Linked DNA regions of Mus musculus: region 1 is linked to region 2. The links are chromatin contacts, found by Hi-C or POLR2A ChIA-PET in ENCODE. All regions are on one chromosome and are shown on one strand. The core of a region is the stretch at or near the end of the contact, and the rest is flanking DNA. Distances in the headings are between cores, read along the strand shown. Region 1 holds the start of Slc13a5 (solute carrier family 13 (sodium-dependent citrate transporter), member 5). Region 2 has its middle 11 kb from the start of Med31.

Evidence for each region. A loop is a pair of places that touch in the nucleus more often than their neighbours do. ChIA-PET counts read pairs that join two places held with the same protein, here RNA polymerase II (POLR2A).
Region 1: a loop to region 2 is called in a map of left cerebral cortex, with 4 times the contacts of the local background. The contact joins the promoter of Slc13a5 here to the enhancer-like site in region 2. A Hi-C loop is called at or near these places in 14 of 37 maps with a recorded cell type or tissue (Patski, adrenal gland, gastrocnemius and 2 more). POLR2A ChIA-PET finds 5 or more read pairs at or near these places in 2 of 5 experiments (both embryonic stem cell).

What each region holds. Positions count from the first base shown.
Region 1 is chr11:72,265,025-72,269,241 of GRCm38, forward strand. Slc13a5 (solute carrier family 13 (sodium-dependent citrate transporter), member 5) reads right to left here and starts at 1,580. Exons shown (of 12, transcript NM_001004148.4): 1 at 1,440-1,580. The coding sequence starts at 1,541. It overlaps 1700051A21Rik (RIKEN cDNA 1700051A21 gene), which reads left to right and starts at 1,820. Exons shown (of 2, transcript NR_045922.1): 1 at 1,820-2,501; 2 at 2,857-3,532.
Region 2 is chr11:72,224,769-72,228,999 of GRCm38, forward strand. No RefSeq gene overlaps it. Among named protein-coding and RNA genes, the nearest start is that of Med31, 11 kb to the left of the region's middle. Within about 2 kb of position 1,402, at least 1 of the 3 ENCODE cell types and tissues checked has a DNase peak (open chromatin) inside an H3K27ac peak, as active enhancers do; it is left cerebral cortex, where a contact is called at or near this core.

The sequences.
Region 1 (4,217 bases), core at 330-2,829, 40 kb after region 2:
GGGTGTGCACACGTGCGCATACACATGCATGAGCCAGGGATAAAGTGGGATCCTGGTTACACTGTCCTCTACCAGAAAGGTCAAGCAAGCAACTATAATTATTCCAAGGAACATCACTCCCCGCCAGCAGAGCTAAAATCACAGCTTCCTAACCTGGATGCCTCCCACAGACGGGAATGGCCCCGAATCTCTGGATGCTCGCTAACAGAGTGGCAGCGGATGAGTCCGCACAGTTGCTCTGCTCTCCTTGGCCCATGTGGAGCCTCTGCTCAGTATGTTTCCTCTGCCCCCCCCCCCGCGCCCCAATCCTAGGAGCCGGAATGATCCCCTTTTACTCCCAGAATCCAGTCACCCCATTGTACCCATCAAAGCACCCGGGGCCCGGAGAGCAAAGGGTCTTGCTGAAAGGCACAATGTGAAATGACTAGAAGCCCACCAGGGGACACCCCTCTCCTCTCAAAACCTTCCCTGAAGAGAGCCACTGTTTCTCAAACCTGCCTGTGGAGGGGAAGCAGGATCCGAGCAAGGTTTCCTGTCTGGGCTGAGAGTGAAAGGGTAGCCACATAAGGCTTCAAAGAGCCCTGGCCTCGCCAAACTGGCTGCACACAGCCTGACAGAGCCGGGGCCAGCGCTCCCGCCCTCCTCTGCTCTGCAGCCAAGGCCATTCATTCTCTCCCTTCCTCCCAGGAGCACCAGGAGGCCAGGGAATGGGACTCAGCTTCCCCAGCAACCGAGAGCCATGCCACCCAAGGCGTGAGCTCTGGGAATACGTCCTGCCTCCTCACACTGACTGCCTCAGCAGGCGGTGGGCAGTGCCCGACCTGCCTTTCAGGCTGCAGCAGGATTTGAACTCGAGAGTGGCTTCCTTGGCTTCCGAGCTAGAAAGAAATATAGATCATAGATGGGGAACCTGAGCTTCAAATATCAAGGCCAGATTATGGCAAAGGCATGATCCACTCTGTTCCTGTAGTTCCCTGCCTGAAGGCATCTACAGCTAGGAAATCTCTCTTTCCTAGAGAAGAGGCACAGAGGGAAAGAAAGCCCAGCCTTCAGAGTCTCTACTAGCTCGAGCATTATCTTTGAGCTGGACTAGCGTTGGTTGTGCACTCTGGGAGGAGATTTTGAGTCAGAGGCTAAGCCTGTCGAGGGGTCTGTGTGGTTCAGATCTGTTCTAACGTCCAGGTTTCCGTGTTTGCCCGGACGGCTCTTGCGCCCTGAAATCGGTGCACTCTAGGACGTGTTCACCTTAGGGTCTGTGCGTCCCTCGGATTCTTTGCAGAGCACCTCCTATCTGGTGCCTGGAGCGTCTGAGCACGCGTCCCAGGGGAGCTCGTCCCCACGGAGGAATCTATGCGTTCCAGCTCAGCGTTCCCGGGTTCCGTGCCCGTTATTGCACTGGGCACCCGGATTCCGCCAGGCTGCCCAGACACGCAACTGACCTTGTCAGGTATCAGAATGACGAGTGGAAGCATCAGGATCGGGGTGAAGAGCAAAATCGCAAAGGACTTGAACTTGGTCACACAAGTCTTCGCCGAATCCATCGCGTGAAAGGGAGACTGACTGGAGGGAGAAAAGATTGCGAGGCAGCTAGAAGCTTCACGAGCTTAAAAGGGGGACGCGCGGTCCCACCGGATTGGGGGCGGCTACAACTCCGCCCCCCATTGCCAGGCCTCCCTGCGGTCCTGGGGCGGAGCCACCCCTCGGGGTCTGTGGGGAGTGTCTGTCCCAGGACTCTGCCACCCCGCGGCAGAGTGAGGCGTTTGCAGATTTCAGTGCTTGGCACCAGCCCTCTATGGAGAGGACTGGACCCTGGCACCTCACCACTTGCCAGCCCGTTGGCGCTGCTCTGGTCCTCAGTACCATGCAGGGTGTGCCGGTCATTCTGCCAGCTTAAGCGTGAGGACCCTTTGTGTACTCTCACCTGCTCTCTCCTGGACTCCGGAATGTCCCAGATGAAAAACACCAGCCTGTAGGATTCTCAGGCTTCTCTCTCCAAAGCGTTCTCCTTCTCATCCCTATCCCGGAGGGGCGTCTCCTAGAGGCGATGGCCGAGCCCTGCGCCACCGCGGTCTTCTCACCTCCAAGATCCGCTGGCTTCCTCCTAGCGTTAGCCCGACTCTAGACATAGAACCCATTTCCCTCCTCGTGCCGTCTCCTACCCAGCGCACCGTAGGCGCTCTAGAGGGACCGCTAAGGAAGGCGGTCACTGTCCTCGCAGACCGAACGACTTTTACCCTCCAGCGAACGCGCTTGCGCAGGCCGGCCGTCTTTGCCCAGGCGCGGGTAGTTGCTGCCGCCCACTTACCAACCACCTCGCTAGTACCATTTTATGGTGGGAGACGGGGCCTTAGAAAAGAGGGGGCATAATCCTGCCAACCATCATCGAGGCATTCGTTCATTCATTAATCCTCCCCTTAACAGACCTGTGTGTAGTACCTGCTGTGCTAAGTCCTGTTTGGGACACCAACACAAGAGGGTGCAATGACATTATTGACACTTCGGTGAGTTCTTTCTCTTCTGCCTGCCTCTCATTCTCCTCTGGGGAGTCTTATCCACAGGCTACTTGACACATGGCTGAGTCCAGATTCCTGTACAGTCAGCTCTCACCACTGATCAAGATGCTATCTAGTTGCTGACATGGTTAGCGTGTTTACGACTAGGATGGCTGCTTCTGTTCTAAACATGGAAACCATCGGCGTACTCTGAACTATATACAACAGAGACCGACTATTAGCACGGCACTTACACTGTGTGTTAGGTGTTGCAAGCAATCCAGAGATGAAGTAAAGAATAGGTTATATGCAATTGCTACGAATTATATGAGACTAACCTCTCCTCCCTCTTCTCCACCCCTAGCCCTGCCACCACCACCACCAGGAAAGAACTACTGAATTCCCCACCTTCTCAGCCTGTGAATGTCGAAGGCCCTAAAACAGAACACACATTTGTATCAAGATTTTTGACTCTGTTCCTGTGACCTGCCTGTCACCTTGCCCTCAAGTCTGCAACTGCCTTCTTCAGGCCCTCTCTATTTTCGGTTTGTTTGCTTGTTTGCATCTATGTGGCCCTGGGCCCATCCCTTCCCCCAGGGCAATTAAAACTAGAGTTCCTGCTTTGGGGTGTGTGTGTGTGTGTGTGTGTGTGTGTGTGTTTCAAGACTCTATGTGTATGAGTATTTTGCATGCATATATATGTGTGTATCATTTGCATGTCTGATAACCCCAGAGTCAGAAGAGAGTGTCAGAGTCCCTGAAACTGAAATAATAGACAGTTGGGAACAGCCATATGGGTTCTGGGAAATGAACCCAGGTCCTCTTCCAGCAAGAAGAGTGAGTCCTGCTGTTAACCATGGAGCCAGCTTTCCAGCCTTTTGGAGTTTTTATTTAATCTTCGTTTTATTTATCACCATGTGCCCACTTAACACCCTTTACCAGGCCTCATTCAGGACGTTCACTCAAAGTCTGGGATCTACGATGCTGGTCAACCATTCTGCTGTAATTTAAGTGCTTTAAAGTCTATAAAGTGTGCGCTGCAGCTAAATGCCTGAATCCATACTCTGTCCCTGTGTGGCCTTGGTGGATGTTTCCATTCTGGATTCATCTTCTCATATATAGAATCAGATCAACTTTGATTCCCAGTAGTCGTTTTAAGACCCCCAAGTCAATGTTCTGAGTGTTTAAAGTAGCTCTGTGGCTTACAGTCAGCCATCAGTGGCATTCGCCCTTGCAATAATATGGGACACACTGTGGGTATCCTTGGGCAAAAGATCTTCCAAGTTCGAGGAAGGCTTCATAGAGGGGGGCAGCATTTGAGTGGAGACTTCAAGGTAAAGAATTTGCCAGGGAAAGCTAGTCAAAACCATCACAGAGTGTTCTCTCAAACATGGAGCTCAGATTTAAACTGTGTGTGTGTGTGTGTGTGTGTGTGTGTGTGTGTGTGTGTGTATTAACATATAAGGGGTCGTGAGACCAGGAAGATGCTGGAGGAGAAGGAGCACTACCAGAAGTGGAAAGAGAGCAACAGGATCCATAATGTGACATAAAAGTAGAAGGGAGGACTGTCTGGGAAGGGAAAGGAACCATGGGGCGGGGCGCCGCACAGAGAAGGCGACAGGGGAAGGGACAAACAGAAACAAACGGCACACATGCATGAAGATGCCATCTTGAAACCCAGTACCCTGAATGCTCACCCAAAAATCAGTCAAATGTAAACTTCCA
Region 2 (4,231 bases), core at 152-2,651:
AAGCATAAAAGTGAAATGCCAAATTAGTGGGTCAAAACTAGCATCTTCTTGTTCATGAGGTAAAATAGAAAAAATACACCACAGAGTTCTCAGTGAAAATTTTGAACTGTCTTGTGAAGTGTTTGTGTAGAGCCACAGAAGTAGAATACATTTCTACTGAGAGTCACTGACAAATAGTGCAGAAAAGGGACCCTCAGGGGTCTCCCCGGCTGAGAACTGGCTTGGAGTTCAATGTCAGCTTACTTGGTGCCATACAGACAGCGGACAGCAGAGGGCAGTCATTCCTCGTACAGCAGCAAAGGTTGCACTTCAGAGCAACTGAAACCAAGAGGGAGTGCCTCACAGCCTGCTGGCCTTCAGAATAAGACACTGTTGACACTTGTGGCCATAGCATTACAGCCACTCACCACTCCCGTTGAATCCGTTCTTAATGCTATAGATTTTTCTAGCCCCCTTTGAAATGCTTCATGTATCTTCTTGTCAGATGAGGTCCTATGATGGAAACTCGGGCCACAGCTGTGGTCATCTTGTAAAGTCAAAGCATCACTAGATTTGCTCATGTGGACCCAAAGGACTCTCGATCGGCCTCGTTCTGGGGGGACATTTTGACACCCTCAGAAGTTTGGCTATTGAGCACTGGGACTCACTCTACCCCAGGTACTACTGAAAGCACCCAGACCTTTCTAGGGTCTGAATGGGGTAGGTCAAGGACATTAGGGGTCAAGAGGTTGAGTTGCCTTACTCAGCATTCCTGGCCAGGAAGAAGCAATGTCAGAATCCAGACATGGGTCCAGGCTGCTCTGGCTTGGTCTTCTTAAACACCAGCTGTTGCTGCACATGGAACAGACACCTAGCCCTCCACAGTACCCTCAGGAGAAGCATTGGAGGTCATCAGAGAGCACCGACAGTTAATCCTACAACTGGAAGACCAGATTGGTGCTTTGTTCCGCTTCAAGAAGGACTTCAAGTGTAGAGCCAGAATCAAAGGGTGAGCAACTACAAAAAGATGCATTTGGTTTCAGGAAAAAAACGACCAAAATCCTTCCTAAAATGTACGTACTTTCCCCAGTCACCACTGTGACTCCTGTATCCACAACAGTTACTGCAGCAAGCAGCTACAGCCCTCACAGAGCTTGACTGTCTTACATTGCCCACTGGAAGGCAGTGACTTAAACTTGTTCACTATGTATCCCCAAAAGGTACCCGGCACCCAGCTACTATGCTATGAGTGTCTGCAGGATGAATGTGTGAATGAATGAATGAATGAATGAATGGCCAAGATGAATTCAGAGTCCTAGGAGTTTGGACACAAAGACTGATGCTGGACTCTACTCCAACCAGAGCCAGATTGACTGGCATTGAGCCAAGGCCACTGGTGGGTTCAAGGGCAAAAAGCCAAGGAAGGCTCAGATAGACTTACACTTGCCATGGGCCTCCTGTGGTCCTTATGTGAGACAGACAGCCTGTCCTCCAGGCCCTGTTCCAGTCCCGTCTCCCTGGGGAGCCTGACCGAGTCCTCTGCCTCAAAGTCCACCTCTTGGTATTTTCCCTCCCAACCACTGCCAGCTCTGTTGACAGCTCATCTGTGCACGCTCCATAGTTTCTTCCTTCTTAGCTCCTGTCCCTTCCATGACATTGTAAGCAGCAGAAGCAGGGCCTACCATAGAGCCTCTTTGTGTTCAGTAGGACAGCCCTGGACCAAACGAACAAGATTGGCTTGTGTGGACCTGGACATGCTCACTGACTATTCCTGGCTTCTGTGTGGTGAAACATCTCCCGGCAGAAAACAAGATACAAGGGGTACAGCATCCCCTGAGCTTGAATTGTGTCCATTCAGAAGACATTGAACAAAGAGGCCATTGTCTGCCGACTCGCTCATTCACATACGGCACGGCCTTGTCCCTGTGCCTGCTCATTCACCCAGTTTATTGAATTCTCCCTGACTGCCAGCTTCCGTGGTGGGCACCAGAGACAAGGAGAAGACCCAGAGCTGATGCCTCAGGTGCAGTCAGACTGTGCCTAATGTGGAGTCAGAGCAGGACAAGAGGCGTGACCCTGGGGTGTGGTGCCTCTTCTTTGACCTTCAGTCTGTAAGCTGCCTTCACCCCCATGATGCTCCAGCTAGGAATCCAGATGCCAGCCAGCTTTGACAGACCACTGTGCTTGCAAACAGCAAGATGCCTCAGAACCTGGAAACCACCTTATCCCTTTCCTTAAATGAAGCCCTACGCCCCCACCCCGCATCCTTTTCTTTTCTGGTTTGGGTTTTCCAGATGTGACTCACAGAGACCCTCTCCAAATCCCTAGGGCCACCACAGGAGCCAAACCAGGTGGGCAGGCTCTGCTGACGCAGTGCCCCACCCACTCCAGGCTGAGGGCTGTGGGTTAGGCTTCAAGTTCACCTGGGAAGCTCCAGACGGGGAGTGGCGGGGTAGGCTGAGTATGGCAAGGGTGGGACCACGGGTTGACCAGATGGACAGCCAGAATATAGGACCTCAGCAGGGTGGGGCTGCTTGGAGTTTCCAGGCAGCCATTTTATGTAATTATTAATTTTAATGTACAGATGTCCTTACTCCCACACAAGAAATTTGATAATGTGATCAGTTAGTTATTATAGTACCTATTTTTAAAAAAATATAGTTGTGCAGGTGTGACAGCTCAGACCTATACCTGGGAAGGCTGAGGCAGGGAGATTCCAAGCTCAAGGATAGCCTGGGCTACAGAGTGAAACCCTGTCTCAAAAACAAAATGGTTTATAGCACCGTACTCTTAGCACACTGGGTGCAGCGGATAGCCCAGGCTAGTCATTCTTAAGTACAAAGCATTTATTGTCCTGTTGAATTATGTCCTTGCCACACATTCCCAGAAGTGGAATTTTGCGTGGGGAAAAAAAAAAGGTCTGAGCGACTTAATAGCCCTGGAACTCTATCACCCAATTTCTTCCCTAAAGGGCTGTGCTAATTCACACTTGAGCTGGCAGTGTGTTTAAGCTGGTTTTACCATATAAGTAGCATGCACTGTTATAACTTTGCTAATGTTCGCTAATTTAGTGGGTGTAAAATGGCACATCAAGGTTCCTCTAATTTGCCTGATTATAGTGAGAGAGAACATGCCTGTGGGTGCTAATATAAGTATCTCTGTGATGGGCTCCCCACAACCTCCCAGCTACTGTTCTGGTCTGTATTCCCACACCACTGTCAGCCTCTGTCTTCACCCGCTTTCTTAAGCCTTCCCGTCTTCATCTCTCAGCTCCTTTTCTGGATTCTAACCAGTCAGGGATGTGGCCCGCTTAACTGAAAGCTAGCCTCTGCACACGATGCTTTTCCCTAAGTAACTGCCCCTCTAAAGTCCAATGGTACCAATCTTTCTACCTGAGCCTCAACAAGAACCCTTTTCATTTGCCCAGATACCTTCACCTGAGTTGAACTTTTAGCTTAAAGTCAGTGGCACTAAGGTCAAAGAAGTAGCTAGGAGTGGCCAGACTGTCCTTTTGTGACCCTCTCCAATGAGGTGTCCCAAGTGCCACACCTCAAGGCAACTGACAAAATGGGGTTTCATGTCTGGGCAATTGGAAATTTGTGGTTAAAAAGAGCCAGTGAGTAAGTAGGTCCCTCAGAAATCAAATGTGTGGGCAACAGGGTGCCATAGAGACAACAGTGGCTCTGCCACTCCCACAAGCCCCTCACCTAAAGTTATAGAAAGAATTCAGCCTTCAAGCAGGAAACCCCAGGCAGACAGAAGGCCATTAGTAGTGCCCTATGGAACAGCATGGCCAGGGCTGGGCTCTTGGCACTCCTGACCTTCCAGTGGCACCCAGGAAGATATAAGACAGGCATCAAGACAGCTGATGTTGAGGGAAGTGTGCTCAGATGCACATGGTGAACGCACATGGAGGGCAAATGGCTGTCCCGTGGCAGCGCACCTGACCCTGGGAGCACACCTGGCCCTGGCAGCACACCTGACCCTGGGAGCACACCTGGCCCTGGGAGCACACCTGGCCCTGGCAGCACACCTGGCCCTGGCAGCACACCTGGTGTTGGCAGCTAGTACACAGAGGCAGATGAGTTTGGAGAGTTCCAGCCTCTGTAAATCTCCTAGATCGTGAGTAGTTCAGAGCACTAGAACCACAGACAGAACTCAACACTAAACGGCGATTCCCTCACTTTAACTTCTAACGTTTTTTTTTTTTTTAAAGTTACCCAGGAAGCATATGCCCATTTCTACAATGTTT